2 separate regions of the Homo sapiens genome follow, and region 2 is linked to region 1. A link is a loop called in an ENCODE intact Hi-C map of the cell type or tissue named here. Cell type or tissue: GM12878. All regions are shown on one strand.

What was found. Hi-C counts contacts between places; a loop is a spot of excess contacts. Peaks named below come from ENCODE experiments on the same cell type or tissue, not always from the same donor. Only the 100,000 strongest peaks of a DNase experiment are listed, where the experiment ranks them.
Region 2: it touches region 1 in a loop (7-fold over the local background); 6 of 110 quality-filtered maps call a loop at or near these places.

What each region holds. Positions count from the first base shown.
Region 1 is chr13:23,508,087-23,516,086 of GRCh38, forward strand. The region is part of intron 1 of LOC124903135 (a long non-coding RNA gene); the gene reads left to right. Among named protein-coding and RNA genes, the nearest start is that of LINC00327, 43 kb to the left of the region's middle. RefSeq lists an enhancer at 1-277. In GM12878, a CTCF peak has its summit at 3,102 (motif pointing right); a DNase peak (open chromatin) is centred at 3,085; H3K27ac peaks cover 1,336 bases; H3K27me3 peaks cover 128 bases.
Region 2 is chr13:23,703,179-23,711,178 of GRCh38, forward strand. No RefSeq gene overlaps it. Among named protein-coding and RNA genes, the nearest start is that of TNFRSF19, 140 kb to the left of the region's middle. In GM12878, CTCF peaks have their summits at 4,721 (motif pointing left) and 6,568 (motif pointing right); no DNase peak of the experiment used is centred here; H3K27me3 peaks cover 179 bases.

The DNA.
Region 1 (8,000 bases):
CCCTGAAGACCTCCCAGTGGGACAAATTGTGGAGAAGGAAAACAGTGACATGGATGATCCTGACCTGTGTAGTCCTAGGCTAATGGGTGTGCTTGTGTCTTGCTCTTTTTTTTTTTTTTTTTTTTTTTTGAGATGGAGTCTCGCTCTGTCGCCCAGGCTGGAGTGCAGTGGGGCGATCTCGGCTCACTGCAAACTCTGCCTCCCAGGTTCACGCCATGCTCCTGCCTCAGCCTCCTGAATAGCTGGGACTACAGGTGCCCGCCACCATGCCCGGCTAATATTTTTGTATTTTTTATAGAGACAGATTTCACCGTGTTAGCCAGGATCTCAATCTCCTGACCTCGTGATTCGCCCGCCTCGGACTCCCAAAGTGCTGAGATTACAGATGTGTCTTAGTCTTTAACTAAAAAGTAAACAGTTTTAAAACAGTTTTAAAAACAGATTTAAAAATAAAAAAAATGCTTGAAGGATAAAGATATAAAGAAAAAATATTTTTGTATAGCTGTACAATGTGTTTCTGTTTTAAGTGAAGTGTTATTGCAAGAGTCAAAAAGCTTTAACATTTTTAAAGTTTATAAAGTAACAAAGTTACAGTAAGTTGGGCCGGATGTGATGGCTCATGCCTGTAATCCCAGCACTTTGGGAGGCTGACATGGGTGGATCACCTGCAGTCAGGAGTTCGAGACCAGACTGGTCAACACGGTGAAACCCCGTATCTACTAAAAATACAAAAATTAGTTGGGCGTAGTGGCGGGCGCCTGTAATCCCAGCTACTCGGGAGGCTGAGGCAGGAGAATCACTTGAACCTGGGGGGCAGAGGTTTCAGTGAGTTGAGATTGCACAACTGCACTTCAGCCTGGGCGACAAGAGCGAGACTCCATCTCAAAACAAAACAAACAAACAAACAGAAAAAGTTACAGTAAGTTAAGGTTCATTTACTTTTGAACAATGAAAAACCTTTTTAAAAATAAATTTAGCGTAGCCTATGTGTACAGTGTTTCTGAAGTCTACAGTAGTGTACAGTACTGTCCTAGGCCTTCACATTCACTCACCACTCACTCACAAACTCACCCAGAGCAGTGAGGGAGACCTGTAAGCTCCATTTCTGGTAAATACCCTACTTTTATTTTCTTCTTCTTCTTTTTCTTTTTTTCTGAGACACAGTCTCGCTCTGTCGCTCAGGCTGGAGTGCAGTGGTGCAATTTCGGCTCACCGCAACCTCCGCCTCCCAGGTTCAAGAGATTCTTGTGCCTCAGCCTCCCAAGTAGCTGGGACTATAGGGGCCCACCACCACGCCCGGCTGTTTTGTTTTTTTTGTTTTTGTTTTTTTTGAGACAGAGTCTTGCTCTGTTGCCCAGGCTGGAGTGCAGTGGTGTGATCTCTGCTCACTGCAAGCTCCGCCTCCCGGGTTCACGCCATTCTCCTGCCTCAGCCTCCTGAGTAGCTGGGACTACAGGCGCCCGCCACCACGCCGGGCTAATTTTTTTGTATTTTTGGTAGAGACGGGGTTTCACCGTGTTGGCCAGGATGGTCTCGATCTCCTGACCTCGTGATCTGCCTGCCTCGGGCTCCCAAAGTGCTGGGATTACAGGCGCGAGCCACCGCACCAGGTCAGGTGTACCATTTTTTATCTTTTATACCGTATTTTTACTATACCTTTTCTGTGTTTAGACATGTTTAGACGCACACATGCTTACCATTGTGTTACAACTGCCTACAGTATTTGGTAGGGTCACATGCTGTGCAGGTTTGTAGCCTAAGAGCAAGAGGCCATACCACACAGCCTAGGTGTGTAGTAAGCTCTACCAACTAGGTTTGTGTAAGTGCACACTATGATGTTTACACAACAATGAAATCGCCTAACGACACATTTCTCAGCCTGCATCCCTGTCGTTAAGCAACACATGATTGTGCAAAGGAGATTTGGGTGCATGTCTCTCACCCAAAGTACGGGCCAGTTTCTTTGAAGGTAGGAGCGCTATCTTCATTTTTGTGTCTCCTCTAATGTCTTTCAAGTACAGACCCTTTACAATGTAACTATTCAACAAGTGTTGAGTGAAGTGAAACAGAATGGGATAGAGTGGTAGCAATGCATGAAAGAGACTGGAGACTAAGGATGGAAGGGGGATTGCCGGCAACAATCAAAAGAAACTCACAAAAATAGAGTCAGAGAATCAACAAATTTGTTCTAATCATGCATTGCATCGAATTAGAAAACAGGATGACTCTTCCTTAAGAAAAGTATTTGAATTCCATCATATTTACTCATAAACCACTACTCCCTCATGCAAGATAAGGTTTGTGTGTGGGAAAGGAAGAAAAGGAATATTCCAGTTCTGAACTCCAGGTGCACCACTTGCAGCTTTGATAGTTTCTCACTCCTCAGTCCACATTTCCTGCCATAGAGTATCAAAGAACAGTGGTAGAGATGGGTTGAATCTGAAATTGTTGTGGGCAAAGTCTTCAGTCTGTTTGACTCCCTATTAAATGAGTTCAGATTATTCATCCCTGCAGAGAAAAGGAAAAGCCAATTTCCTTCTGAGCAGCAAAATGAGCACAATAAAAATGTCTCAATGTGTTCTCTGGAAATCTCACCCAGAAAGCCACTTCACACTCTCAAGGTAGAACATGAAACTCCTAGATTGTTCCAGAAGTCTTGCTCAATCGGGAACATCTAAATGGTTCCTTGGCAATAAGCAAACAAACAAATGCATAAATGATGTTGCTTCAGCATTTTAAAATAAGAGTAGCCTAGACATGCTTTCCAAAAAAAGATTAGTCTGTATGTTAGAAATGAGTACTAGATAGCCTGTCTCTTAATCACTGAAAATAATATTCTCTTTCTCACTAACATAATCCAGAATAATCTTCTCATATTGTTATGACACTTTCAGAAAGAAACCACCTGTGTGTATCACCTGGCACAATTTAAAACTTGTTAACAAGGTGGTGACAAGGAATTGGATGCCAGGCAGGAGTGGTAGCTACATGTTCCCACCAAAGTCAGTTTTGATCTCCCTGTGCCTTGCTCACTAGCAGTTTAAGCGTGTGACTTTTCTTCAATGAGCAGCAAGATCACTGTTCTTTGCCAGCAGGTGGTGCAAAAATCTTTTTGCAGAAGTACTATTCACAGAAAAGCATAGGTCACCTCAGTGGGGACTCATGGAACACATGACCATCGCTTCTGGAAGAAGCAATGACTAGGCTCTTTATTTAATATCAATTTATGTTACTTCCAGAATGAACCACCTCTTCCCCATCCCAACCACCCTGCCACAATGGTTCCAACACACTGGGTTGTAAAGACTTGATTCGTGTTAGCCATTTTGACAATCCCAAATGTCCTATTTCGGAGCTCTCACCTCATTCCATCTGCTTCCCCTAGATGCCTGAAGTTGACTACAGCCCTGCAGTAGACCATTAGCCATTCCCCAGAGAGGCCAGCTATCTGTAACTTGACTCCATGAGCCCCACCCTCTTCCTCTCACTCTGTCTGGTAGGATTAAAGTGGGGGCTCTGGGTTTGCTGGCCTAAATCCCATTCTCCACCTTAGTCTCTGCATCCTAGAGATGGGATCCAGTGCAATCAAAAGTGGTCAAAAGCAATTCACTGTTGTTATTATTTAACAACAGAAATATTGGACTGTGAGACATATTGTAGAGAATAAACTAAAAATGTTAGCCACTTTGTAAATAAAAATGATCATAGAAATTCTGAACACTTTAAGATCCACTTGATTATCTCCTATATAATCTCAGTCAAACTTCTTAACTCTTCTGTGCCTCGATTTATGTCTTTATTTACTGGGCATAATCTATTTTTGCCACTTGACAAGAGAGAATGTGGGGAAGTCTAATACACTGTAAGCACCAGAGAAGAAAGAATCAACGATACCCATATTCAATCCTTAGTCTCTGTGCCAGGCAGTGTGCCAAGGACTTTCACAAACTTTGGTAAAACAGCTACAAAGGGGTAGTGCCAGGATTCAAATCCAGGTTTTCTGCCTCCCAATGCTTCTCCCACTTCCTATGCCAATTCATAAACCCTAAATCAATCCCAGGTCACAGGCTCCAGTATTCAGATTCTAGAGAACCCATAGGTTGAAGATGATCTTCAATGCCATGATCCTCCTTTGCTGCAGAGAACACCACTCTCACAGCCTGCTGACCAGGAAAGACCGTCCCCCCTCACCTGCCACCAATACATGCCCACAACTTGCTTTAAAATCACTCTGACTTTACAAATGAAAAAATGATCCTGGAAGGACTGGACATTCTGCTCCCCATCACAGAGACAGCTGACTGTGATCTTCTTCCCTTCAACTTAGAGCACCAGAGGTCTAAGTTCTCAGACTCCAGTAGGAGAACAGACAAATTGTCTCTCACTCGTCACCCTTCTATGATGGTCAAAGATGTCTTTGGGTAAACTGGATAGCCCTTAAGTGATCTCTTTGCCCTGGGACCACTTCCAGGATCTTCCCCTTCAGCTTCAAAGCCTACACTGAGTCTCTGTGGCCACCCCCACAGCTCCCTTCTCTTCTCTGCATCTGCAGTCCAGCCTAGCCCAACCCGCCCTCCGCCTTTCCTCTGTGCTCACCATTGAGGCTGTGCAGGAGCTACACTGGGAACCTGAACAGTCTTCCTGCCCCAGCCCCTCAGGTTCCTAGGCTCTGAGACTAACCCCCACCTTATTTAGTTACGGTTCGAACACTCCTTTGCATTTCTATCATTTACCTTTCACAGAGCAGGGAAGGCAGCTCAATTTCATCCCCAAAAGTTACTTTCTCCAACCTAATTCTCACCAAACACACAATCTATATGCTCTGTTAGTGCAGTTCCTAAATTCACCTACAGGGTGAATATAGATTTTATATGTAATCCCGTAAACTTGTATTAGAGAGCATATTTTATATTGACACACATCATGCAATTGATTCTCATCACATTTGTAGATGACATACCTTAGGAAGTATTTCCTTCGTAATATATTTTAATGTCATATTTAAGAATGTAAATGTTTTACAAAAAGTTTTTAAAAATTAGCTTGGCATGGTGGTATAGATATGTTGTCTTAGCTACTCAAGTGCCTGAGGTGGGAGGATGTCTTGAGCCCAGGAGGAGGCTGCAGTGAGCTATGATTCTGCCAACGCACTCCAGCCTGGGTGACACAACGAGACCCTGTCTCAAAAAAAAAAAAAAAAACCAAGAATATAAATGTTTGATATGATATATATGTTATCCTTTTCCTTACTAATTCTATTGGTGCCTAATTTTTCTACTCAAATTTTGCATTAAGTTTATCAAATGAATGATCCAGGTGATATCAAGACCACATATCATTTTTTCGTATCCACATTATTCAGTAAATGTTGAAGTATAAACCAAATACTATTCACCGAACTTAGCTGCAGGAAGAAAAGAATGAACAAGCAATGCTCTTAGCCTTGGGGGAGTTTATTATCTAGAAAGGGAAACAATTAAGAGCACAGCCAACTGTTCCACTAAAATGCCGAATGAGGTAAGACAGTCTCAGCAGCATAAAGAAAGCTGTCTAGAAATACAGAGGAGGGAGAGATTGTTCTGGCTGACTGTAGGGCTAGAGAACAGAAATAGAATCAGAAAAGAGGACGAGATCTGTGGCATGTGAGGGTGAGGGCATTTACATCAGTCCAAATGGATGAAGAGGAGATTCCAGTCTAGCACAGCATGGCCAGTCAGAGTAGAAGGGAGGCCCCAGCATGTGGGGAAGCTGCAATTAACTTTTTACCAAAACCTACCCCTGGTGAGGCAGAACAGAGAGAAATAATACCAAAAGCCACCCAACTGAAAAGGTAGGTGTGGATTCAAGAGACATTGAAAGTAGATGCTTCAGAATTTGACAAGGGTTGGGTATGAGAAGGAAAGCCAACAGTGCCCCTTCTAAGCACTAAGCACCGTATTTTATGTGTCTGATGCGTTAACGCTAAATCCTCAGGATAAACTCTACAAGAAAAAGAAACCAAGACATAAAAGAAAGAGCTAGCTGAGGGCCAAGTTATTAGAACCTTCAAGGCTCTAACAAACTGAGACGGTGTTTGGAGGCAAAGGGGGGTTGTACTGAGTTTTGAGCAAGAACATGGCCTGCAAACATAGGCTACTCAGCAAGTGGGTGGCCTCCACGGTCAGACTCTCTGGGCCGGGATCCTGGCCCTGTACCCACTGGGTGTGTAGACTTGGACCAGTTCTGGGAGGATAATAACAACCCTGCCAACTTGGAGTAGTGTGAGGATTAAATAAGTGAATACATGTAAAGCATTTAGAGCAAAGGGTCGGCATTTTCAGAGCCAGCTCCAGGCAGGCTGCATGACAGGTGTGCAGAAGGGGAGACACCCTGAAGAGGTCAGGCACTCACAGGACCACTTGCTGAAGCTGTCTGCTGGACAAAACATGCTGATGACCTAAACTTGCAAGATGTGGATTTAAAAGACATTTAGGTCTGTAATCCCAGCACTTTGGGAGGCTGAAGCCGGTGGATCACCTGAGGTCAGGAGTTCAAGACCAGCCTGGCCATCATGGTGAAACCCTGTCTCTACTGAAAATACAAAAATTAGCTGGGTGTAGTTGGTGGTGGGTGTCTGAGGTCCCAGCTACTTGGGAGGCTGAGCCAGGAGAATTGCTTGAACCCAGAAGGTGGAGGCTGCAGTGAGCTGAGATAGCGCCACTGCACTCCAGCCTGGACAACAGAGCGAGACTGAGTCTCAAAAAAAAAAAAAAAAAAAAAAAGACATTTAAAAGAAGAATCTCAGAATTTGACCACTGGTTGAGTATCAGAGAGAAAGATCAAAGATATCTCTCAGGGAGATTACTGGGAGAATAGGGGTGCCAGTAGCCGACAAGAAAGCCCAAGAAAACAACTGGTGTTTGGAGTGGGAATATTGTGGGGGTGGGGGTGGTTAAGAAGATAGAAGATCAGATTTAGGTGTGTTTAATTTTATCGCCAGTGGAATGTCCAAGTAAAGATGTACAGCAGGCAGTGTGAAATGCTTCCTAAAACAGGAGAAACTAAATTCTGTAAGGTTTATCATTATTCCCATGGTGAATTTCTACTCAGTCTTCAAAACACAGCTCAGAGGCTGCCCCTTGTGTGGAGTCAATTGAGTTGTGCCACTATCCCTAGCATTTATCAAATTGCACTGTGTTTGTTTACATATCTGTATCACTGAGCTCCTTAAGGAAAGAAAGGGTGTTTTGTTTTCACCCTTGCATTTATGCTCAGTGATATTTGGTTGAATTGACAAATGGATATAAACATCATTTCCAGAGCATTGTGAATTTAAATCGTGAAGATATATGAGATTTCAAGGGAGAGTGGAGAGAGAGAAGGAAGAGAAGATCAAGGATAGATTTCCCCTTCGGAGGACTCCTGCATTTAAAGGATGGCAGAAAGAGGAAAATGTCATTGCTGGAGGGCACAGACAGATAGAGAATAGTGAGGCCACTAGAGAGTGGAGCCCCTATGTCAGACAAACCAAAGGAGGTTTCCAAAAGGAGAGGGCATTGGTGTCTTGTGCTGCGAGGGCAGAGATGGGAAATACATGCACACCCGTGGGCGGGGGCATGCCTGGGGCCAGCAGGGCGAGATTTCACAGGGGAAGGAAGGATCCTGGCTACATCTGAGGGATCAGCCAGGACTCGGTGCCAAGACAATGTTTGCTCGGTATCCCCAAGCTTCTGAGTTTTCAGAGAAAGCCAGAATGCAGATATGTATGTAATATTAAATCTTAGCAACTAACTCAAGTTTTAAAAAATAAAAATAGTGTGCCCAAGGCTACGTGGGTCTAACAGATCCTACCTGACCTGGAGGGAAGCCAGTTTATAACCTCCAGTGAGGAAGGAGGAGGTTGAGAGAGCAGATATCTGAAATGGTGTTAAGTGCCTAGAGATCTAGCAATGAGTTGGGTGTTGAGGAAACAGAGGTACAACACATAGAAATTAAATTCTCTTGCCAGGTCTTCTTGACTT
Region 2 (8,000 bases), 200 kb after region 1:
CCCTCTGTAGCCCCAGTCGCTCATGAGGCTTATGTGTGTTAGTGTACGTAGAACCCTTAGAACCCTGTCTGACACACACAAAAGAACTCATTAAATATGAGCGATTGTTTTTTCTACAATGCTGGGAGAATCTGGACAAATCCGGTCTGAATGGGCAGGGCCAGGCATCAGGAAGCTCAGCAGCAGGCGCGGGAGCAGGACTGACCCACGGTGAGGCCAGCCCAGGGCACAGAGAGGCACAAGGCCCTGGGACTTTTGGAGAGTGAGATGAGAAATAACTTTCTCATTCTTGTTTCACAGATTAAAAGATATATTACATTTTTTTCATTGTTTTCATTCAAATCATTTTCTAATTACATGACCTAGAAAACTAAAATTAAAACACACTGGCATTTTTATATTGCATAATTCAAGAGCTGTAGGAAGCTATTGCTTAAACGTGTATTTACTTGTGGCCAAAAGAAAAAACAAAAAACAAATGTCCTATTTTAATGATTTGGCTCACAAAATGCATTGTGCTCGGGGAGCTTGAGAACAAAAAGTGAGCTCTACGAAAACAGGCTACCCAAAAAGGTGAAAGCCAAAAGAGTTGACACTTAAAGCGAATGAAGTCCTTTACCTGAATGAATTGGACCAGCTGTCCAACCACTCTTTCAGGCTCTCGCCCTAGAGGTCACGGGGAAGGGAACCTTAGGGCTTAGGGAGAAGCGGATGCCCAGAGGACGCCTGGGGTTAGAAAGTCCAGAATCCTACCTCGGGACAAGTCTTCACAAATCTCTTAGGTAGGGAAAGAGCCACTGATTTTTTTTTTTCAATTTTTTAAATTGTGGCAACATACACATGAAACTTACGATCCCAACCATTCTGAGGTGCGCAGCTCAGCGTTATTACCCACTCTCATGATGCCAAGCAGCGAGCACCACCTTCCAGCTCCACAACTCTTGACCCCTTGGAAAACTGAAACTCTATACTTACTAAGTCCTAACTCAGAAGCCACTGACTTTTAAATTAATTTATAATACATTCACCCACGCTTCTTGAAAATATATGCATCCTTTCCCCCAAGGAATTGTTTTTTTTTTACTTGAAGTTCTGGGATACACGTGCAGACATGCAAGTTTGTTACCTAGGTTTTAAGGCCTGCATGCATTACGTATTTGTCCTAATGCTCTCCCTCCCCTTGCCCCCACCCCTCCCACCCCAAGGATTTTAAAAAACATTTGAAAAACATGTTTAAAAACTGATACATAATAATTGTACACGTCTATGGGGTATATTGAGTGAGTTTTGATGCATACTGTGCATAGTGATCAAGTCAGGGTAATTAGCTTACCCATCACCTCAAATAGTGATCATGTGTTTGGGTTGGAAACATTCAAAATCCCACCCTACAGTGCTGTAGAACACTAGAAATTATTCCTCCTATCTAGCTGTAATTTTGTATACTTTAATCAGTCCCTCCCTCTCCTTCTCCCTCCTCCACTTCCCAGCAAATGCTACTTTTTGTGGCTAGGGGGTTGAAGGTGCAGGCCTCTGGCTGCCGGCCCTGGTGGAGGGGACCCGCTCCTCCCTCCTGCGGCTCTTCTATGAAGGAGCGAGGTAGCAGCTGAGTCCAGTCACCGTCAGCCCACAGGTATCGGTGAGCAGGGCTCCTGGGTGTTCGAAGGTCTCTGTTTTTCACCTTCCTTCTTCTTCCTGTTTTTTATCTTCCTGTTTTTTACTTTCCGTCCTGCTCCATGTGGTGACCCCTGGGTGGGCCTGGCCAGCTCTCTTCACTCCACTGTCAAAAACGTGAGGACACTCATCTCCCCCGTGCATCCAGCCAGGGAAGACCACAGGAGCTAGGAGGACCCATCAAGCCACGGGCCTCAGCCACGCGTTTCAGGCTGGTTTCCACAATGCTTTGCACGCCCGCGAAAAATAACATACTGTTTGGTTTCCCTGGCCATAGTATTTGGGTAGAGGCCTCCTGCCTGGAGTTCCTGCCCAGAGACAGCAGCATCAAAGCCAGATCCCATAGCCCTGTGTCCATGGCTGGAATAGCCTCTCACACCGTCAGAACCACTAAAGATGAGCACACCTAGGTCCCCATCACGGCTGGCCCCTGCAGCCCTGGACAGTGCCCCTTCCCTGTCACCTAAGTGCTGATGATGGGGCCATGACAGAGAGCTCTCACCACAGCCCAGGACAGCTTCTGCGCAAAGCCTGCTAAGCGCTCTTCGTGGTTAACACACAAGAAGTGATTCTGTCCTATCAATGCCTACATGGCCACTCACAGGATTAATGTGACTTCCCTCGGACCTCTCCTCTACCACTTTCCATGCAGGCTTTGTACAAATTATAAGCCACTTTATCAGAGGATGCTTGTGAGTTCTTAAAGCCTCTGAAAATGCTGAGGTTTGGGGAGTGACCCCACAAGGGCAGGAGGTCTCTGCATGGTCGATAATCAGGTTGGTGATTTCCAGGCAAAATGCTGGATGCCTTAAAGGTAGGATGACAATGGGGGAGGATTCCTCTTCTGGCTGCAGCAAACAAAATGTAAAGAGTAAAAAAAAAAAGGCTCAGGAGTCAGGAAATTCTATACTGATTTCAACAGCAGTGCTCCCTCTGCCCACACATTCCCACTCAGCATCCAGTGACAGGCTGGAGGTCTTGCCAAAGGCCATTTGAAAGAGAGTGGTTTGCTCTGTGCTCACTGGAACTGCAAGTTTGCAAATCAAAAGGCTTTGATAAATATTTGACAATGCAGCTTCTGCTGAACCCTCTCCCCCATCTTCCTGGATAAAGTGCAGGGCCCCGGGACTCCCTGGATGGATGGCGCAGCTCAGTTCCACACTGGCCCAGATACAGGCCAGTGGTGACATGGCCAGGGCCCCCACCAACCTCCACTCCCTGAGATCCCAGAGGACTGGAAGATTCTTCCCAATACCCCACTCAGCTAGTGTGTGATACTCCATGTGCTAGGGACACAGGGAGGGGTAAAACGGGACTTTGCCATCAAGGGGCTTCTAAAACAGAAAAAATAGGTTAGATAATTTCCAGTCCCCTGTGAGTGCTATGGAGGAAACAGCAGAGGGGCACAGGAGGCCACGTGGGGTGGGTGGGCAGTGGCAGTGAGGCCTGGAGTGGAGCTGCTGGGCTTGAGTGGACCGCACATGGAGGAAGCAGTCACACACATCCGTGGTGAGATTTGGGTGGAGGAAAAGCAGGTCCAATTCCCAGGATGGGATGTGGTGGAGCCTCAGGGGCCAAGCACAAGATGGTGAGAGGTGGTGCTGAAAAGCAGGTGTTCTGTGGGGCCACGGAGGCCTGGTCATGAGTTTGGATTTGACTCTGGCCTTGCTCCAGGTCCCCACAACCAGGCTTCAAGTAGGTGCAAATTGTTATGTCTCATTTTACGGATGAGGGAGACCAGTGGACAGAGACAGGAAGTAAATTGCTATTAGCCACGTATCTCACTGAGTCAGAATTCGAACCTAGGTCCACCTAATCACTGCCTGTTCTTGCCACTATGCTGCACTGGAAATTCCTAATAGAACATTCACTTCAGTGGTCAAACAGCCCTGGCAGATGTTAGCCCTGTTGTAACGTAACAATGCCAGAAGGGCAGGTGAAGCTGGAGTGGGGGTGTCGGGTAGGATGAAGTCAGGGGGATGCTTCAAGGGGCTTCAACCCGAATTGGGGTGCAAAAGATGGCAGGGAATCACGGCGTGCTGGTAAATGTGCAACAACCAGGTTTTGGGGATGCAAGGCCCGGACTTACAGCATTTGCCGACTTCCGTGGTGTAAACACTCCCACTGTGGCTAATTTTAAGTACCAAAGTGATGTTACTGATGCAGAAGAGGCAAGAGATGCACACAATTGGCTCTTGTGGGCTGGTCCAAGCCGGCTCCAGCACACCTCTGGGAGAGGATGTGCCTTTATCAGAGGCTGAGCATGGACTCCAAAGCCAGGTGGACTGGGCACAAAGCACAGCTCTGGTGTGTGTGTGTGTGTGTTTGAGGCAGGGTCTCACTCTGTTGCCAGGATGGAGTGCGGTGGTGCGATCTTGGCTCACTGCAACCTCCGCCTCCCAGGTTCAAGCAATTCTCCTGCCTCAGCCTTCCGAGTAGCGGGGATTACAGGCACCTGCCACCATGCCCGGCTGATTTTTGTATTTTTTAGCAGAGATGGGATTTTGCCATGTTGGCCAGGCTGGCCTTGAACTCCTGACTCAGGTGATCTTCCCGCCTTGGCCTCCCAAAGTGCTGGGATTATAGGCTCTGGTGTTTATTAGCTGTATGATCTTAGACAAGTAACCTAACTTCTCTGTGCTTCAGTTTACCCCCTTGCAAAATGGAAATAACGACAGTACCTACCCTAATAGGGTGGTTATGAGAATTAAGAGAGTTTATATTTATAAAGTGTGTTTGGAAAACACACAGAATCTAGTAAATTCTATTTAAATATTTTCTAATAAAATACAGAAGGGGAGCACAGTGATCAAATTAACTTTATGGTACTGAACAGGTGTTTGTGTTATAAAGGAAGCAGAATGTCAGGCAATAGTAAAAAATAGTAAAAAAAAAAAAAAGTACATAAATAATAAATGAATGAATAAAATAAATAAAGAGTAAAAAAAAAATCCTTTGTTTTGTGCTCTTTAAAATATATTGTCAGTATTCAGCAGAGTCTGGTGCTTGAAGACATTATCTACTGCCCTCTACAGTTCGGGCTCCTTTTCCCACCTCAGGGCCTTTGGACATGAAGCTTCCTCTGCTCTTTCCCCAGACACCAAAATGGCTCTTTCCTTGGCCTCTTTCAAGTCACCTTCCCAGTGAGCTCACCGCTGACCACCCTATTTTAAGTTGTGTACTTCTCCAGCTTCTATAGTCTCCCGCCAATTCTTCCCATAGAAGTTGTTACCAGGCCAGGCACAGGGGCTCACATCTATCATCCTAGCACTTTGGGAGGTTGAGGTGGGAGGATCACGAGAGGCCAGGAGTTCAAGATCAGCCTGGGAGACATAGTGAGATCCTGTTTCTACAAAAAAATAAAAAGTAAAAAATCAGCCAGGTGTAGTGACATACATCTGCATCTGTGGTCCCAGCTACTCATGGGGATAAGGCGGGAGGATCATTTGAGCCCAGGAGTTCGAGGTTACAATGAGCTTCACTCCGGCCTGGGCAACAAAGCAAGATCCTATTTCAAAAAAGAAAAAAAAAAAAAAAGAAAAGAAAAAAGAAGCAGTTACCTTTTCATCTAGTTTATGTAGCATCTTTGTTTTTTGTCATTCGCAGTATGCTGGAATGTAAATGCCATGAGGCTAGAGAGTTTTGACAGTTTTGTTCACTGCTGTATCCCTAGCTCCTAAAATGTAGCAAATGCACAGTAAGTGCTTAATAAGTTTATGAAATGAATATAGGAATATGTTGCTCTGAGTTCAAGGAAATTTTCAGAAACATTAACTTCATAATAATCATACCAAACTGCACTAAAGCTTCAGCTACAAATGTTAGCAGTCTTTTAATGCAAATATCCAGGTGAGACAATAAGACTCATCAGTAAGATTGCCATTGTACTTCAACACAGATGACCTTCATCTGTGTGTAGCTATTATTATTATTTTTGAGACAGAGTTTTGCTCTTGTTGCCCAGGCTGGAGTGCAATGGCGCAATCTCAGCTCACTGCAACCTCCACCTCCCAGGTTCAAATGATTCTCCTGCCTCAGCCTCCTGAGTAGCTAGGATTACAGGCATGCACCACCACGCCCGGCTAATTTTGTATTTTTAGTAAAGATGGGGTTTCTCCATGTTGGTCAGGCTGGTCTCAAACTCCCAACCTCAGGTGATCCACCCGCCACAGCCCCCCAAAGTGCTGGGATTACAGGCAAGAGCCACTGCACCTCACCTGTGTGTAGTTATAATACTTCTTTGAACATTTATTTTATAGAGTTTTCTTCATGCTTCATATCCCTCCCACTGAACCTGGACATGAATTACTGGGTACCAATGAACCAGGCACTGAGTAAATATATTTTCTTGAATCTTTGTTGACTCCATGTCTTGAATCCTGGGCACACTGGGGCAGGAGTTCGACACCCAAGGCCTTGGGTAGCTGGCCCTGTGGCTTTGCTGGGTTCAGTCCACTGAGCAGTTATCATGAGTTGGATTCTAACGCCTGTAGCCTTCCTAGGCTGAAATTGTACACTGGTGGCTCTACACTTCTGGGGTCTTGGTGGTGGTCCCACTCCCACAGCTTCCCTAGGCATTACTCTAGTGAGGACTTTCTGTGACAGCTCCACCCCTGTGGCAGGTTTCTGCTTGGGCACCAGAGAATATTTGAAAAATTATTTGAAATCCAGGTGGAGGTAGGCATGCCCCCATAGCTCTTGCATTCTGTGTGGCTGCAGAATTAACACCACACGAATGTTACCAAAGCTTACTACTTGCACCTTCCTGAGTGGCAGATTGAACCACATCTGAGTCTATTAATAGCTGAGCCATAGCTGGGGCAATCCACAGGCACTTTGGCAGAATGTGGGAAACAGGGACCAAGGCAGCTCTAGGCAGCAAGCCTCTGGAGGGCACCCCAGGCCCATCCTCTGAAATCATTCTGCCCTCCTAGATCTCTGGGGCTGTGATGGGTGGGGAAGACTCAAAGATCTCTGGAATGTATTCAGGATCTTTCTCCCATTATCTTGAATAGCATCTGGTTCCCTTCTATCCAGGGTAATCTCTTTAGCAAATGGTCACTTGACCACACCCTTGGTATTCTCTCTCAAACATGCTTTTTCACACTTTATATGGCCATATATATATACACACACACACACACACACAGACATATATATGTATATATGTATATACATACGTGTGTATATATGTATATACATACATGTGTGTATATATGCATATACATACATGTGTGTATATGCACGTACATATGTACATATGTATATACATGTGTGAGCGTATATACATACATGTGTGTATACACATACACGTGTGTATATATGTATATACATACACTTGTGTATATACACATACACGTGTATGTGTATATACACACACGTATGTGTATATACATGCATGTGTGTATATACATGCAGTGTGTATATATACACATGCATGTGTATATATACATATGTGTATATATGTATATACATATATGTGTATATGTGTGTATATATCTATATACATATGTGTGTATGTGTATATATCTATATACATATGTGTGTATACGTATATACATGTGTGTATATATGTATATGCATGTATTTGTGTATATATATGTATATATATGATTTACAGACAGGTTTCCATGGCAAACAAGAGCAGATGAAACAAGTCCAAGAGAAATGTAAACAGAAAAGACAAGTCTCAGCCAATCTCTGATGAAACAGGAATACAAACTACCCAAAGGCAACTATTTCAATCATCACAACTAAAATCCCTGAAACATGATGAGAACTACCAACTGAATTAAGACAGTGCACTTTTTTATGAATGTAATAGTCACAGGTTCATGAGACTCTAATGACACAAGGGCAGTCACTTTCTACATACAAATGTATCTCCTTGTTTAATGGTCTAGACAAGTGTTACTGCTTTAATTCATGGCCTTACAAAAAAAATTTGTATATCTTCTTCTGAATCTTGACATTTTCTGTAACCTTGGTAGCTAAGTGCTGACAATTATCTAAATGCAAACAGTTGTTGCAAAAGGATGAAATTAGTAATGATGGGTCCACTGCAGAGAGGCAAAATATAGGTTCATGAAGATTCACAACAGCAATAGGTCTAAAGCTGCCAGTCCCTTTCATGTAAAAAGACAGAAACACACACACAGACACATATATTCATACACATTAACAGACAGTGCAGACATGAAAGAGGTTATTTTCATTCATCCACAGCAAAGGCAGAGCTCTGACTTTTCCTGGTGCACAGCAGTCAATAAATGCTCACTGAATGGAAAAATAGTGCCAAATCCAAAGTTACAAAACCTATTGATGTT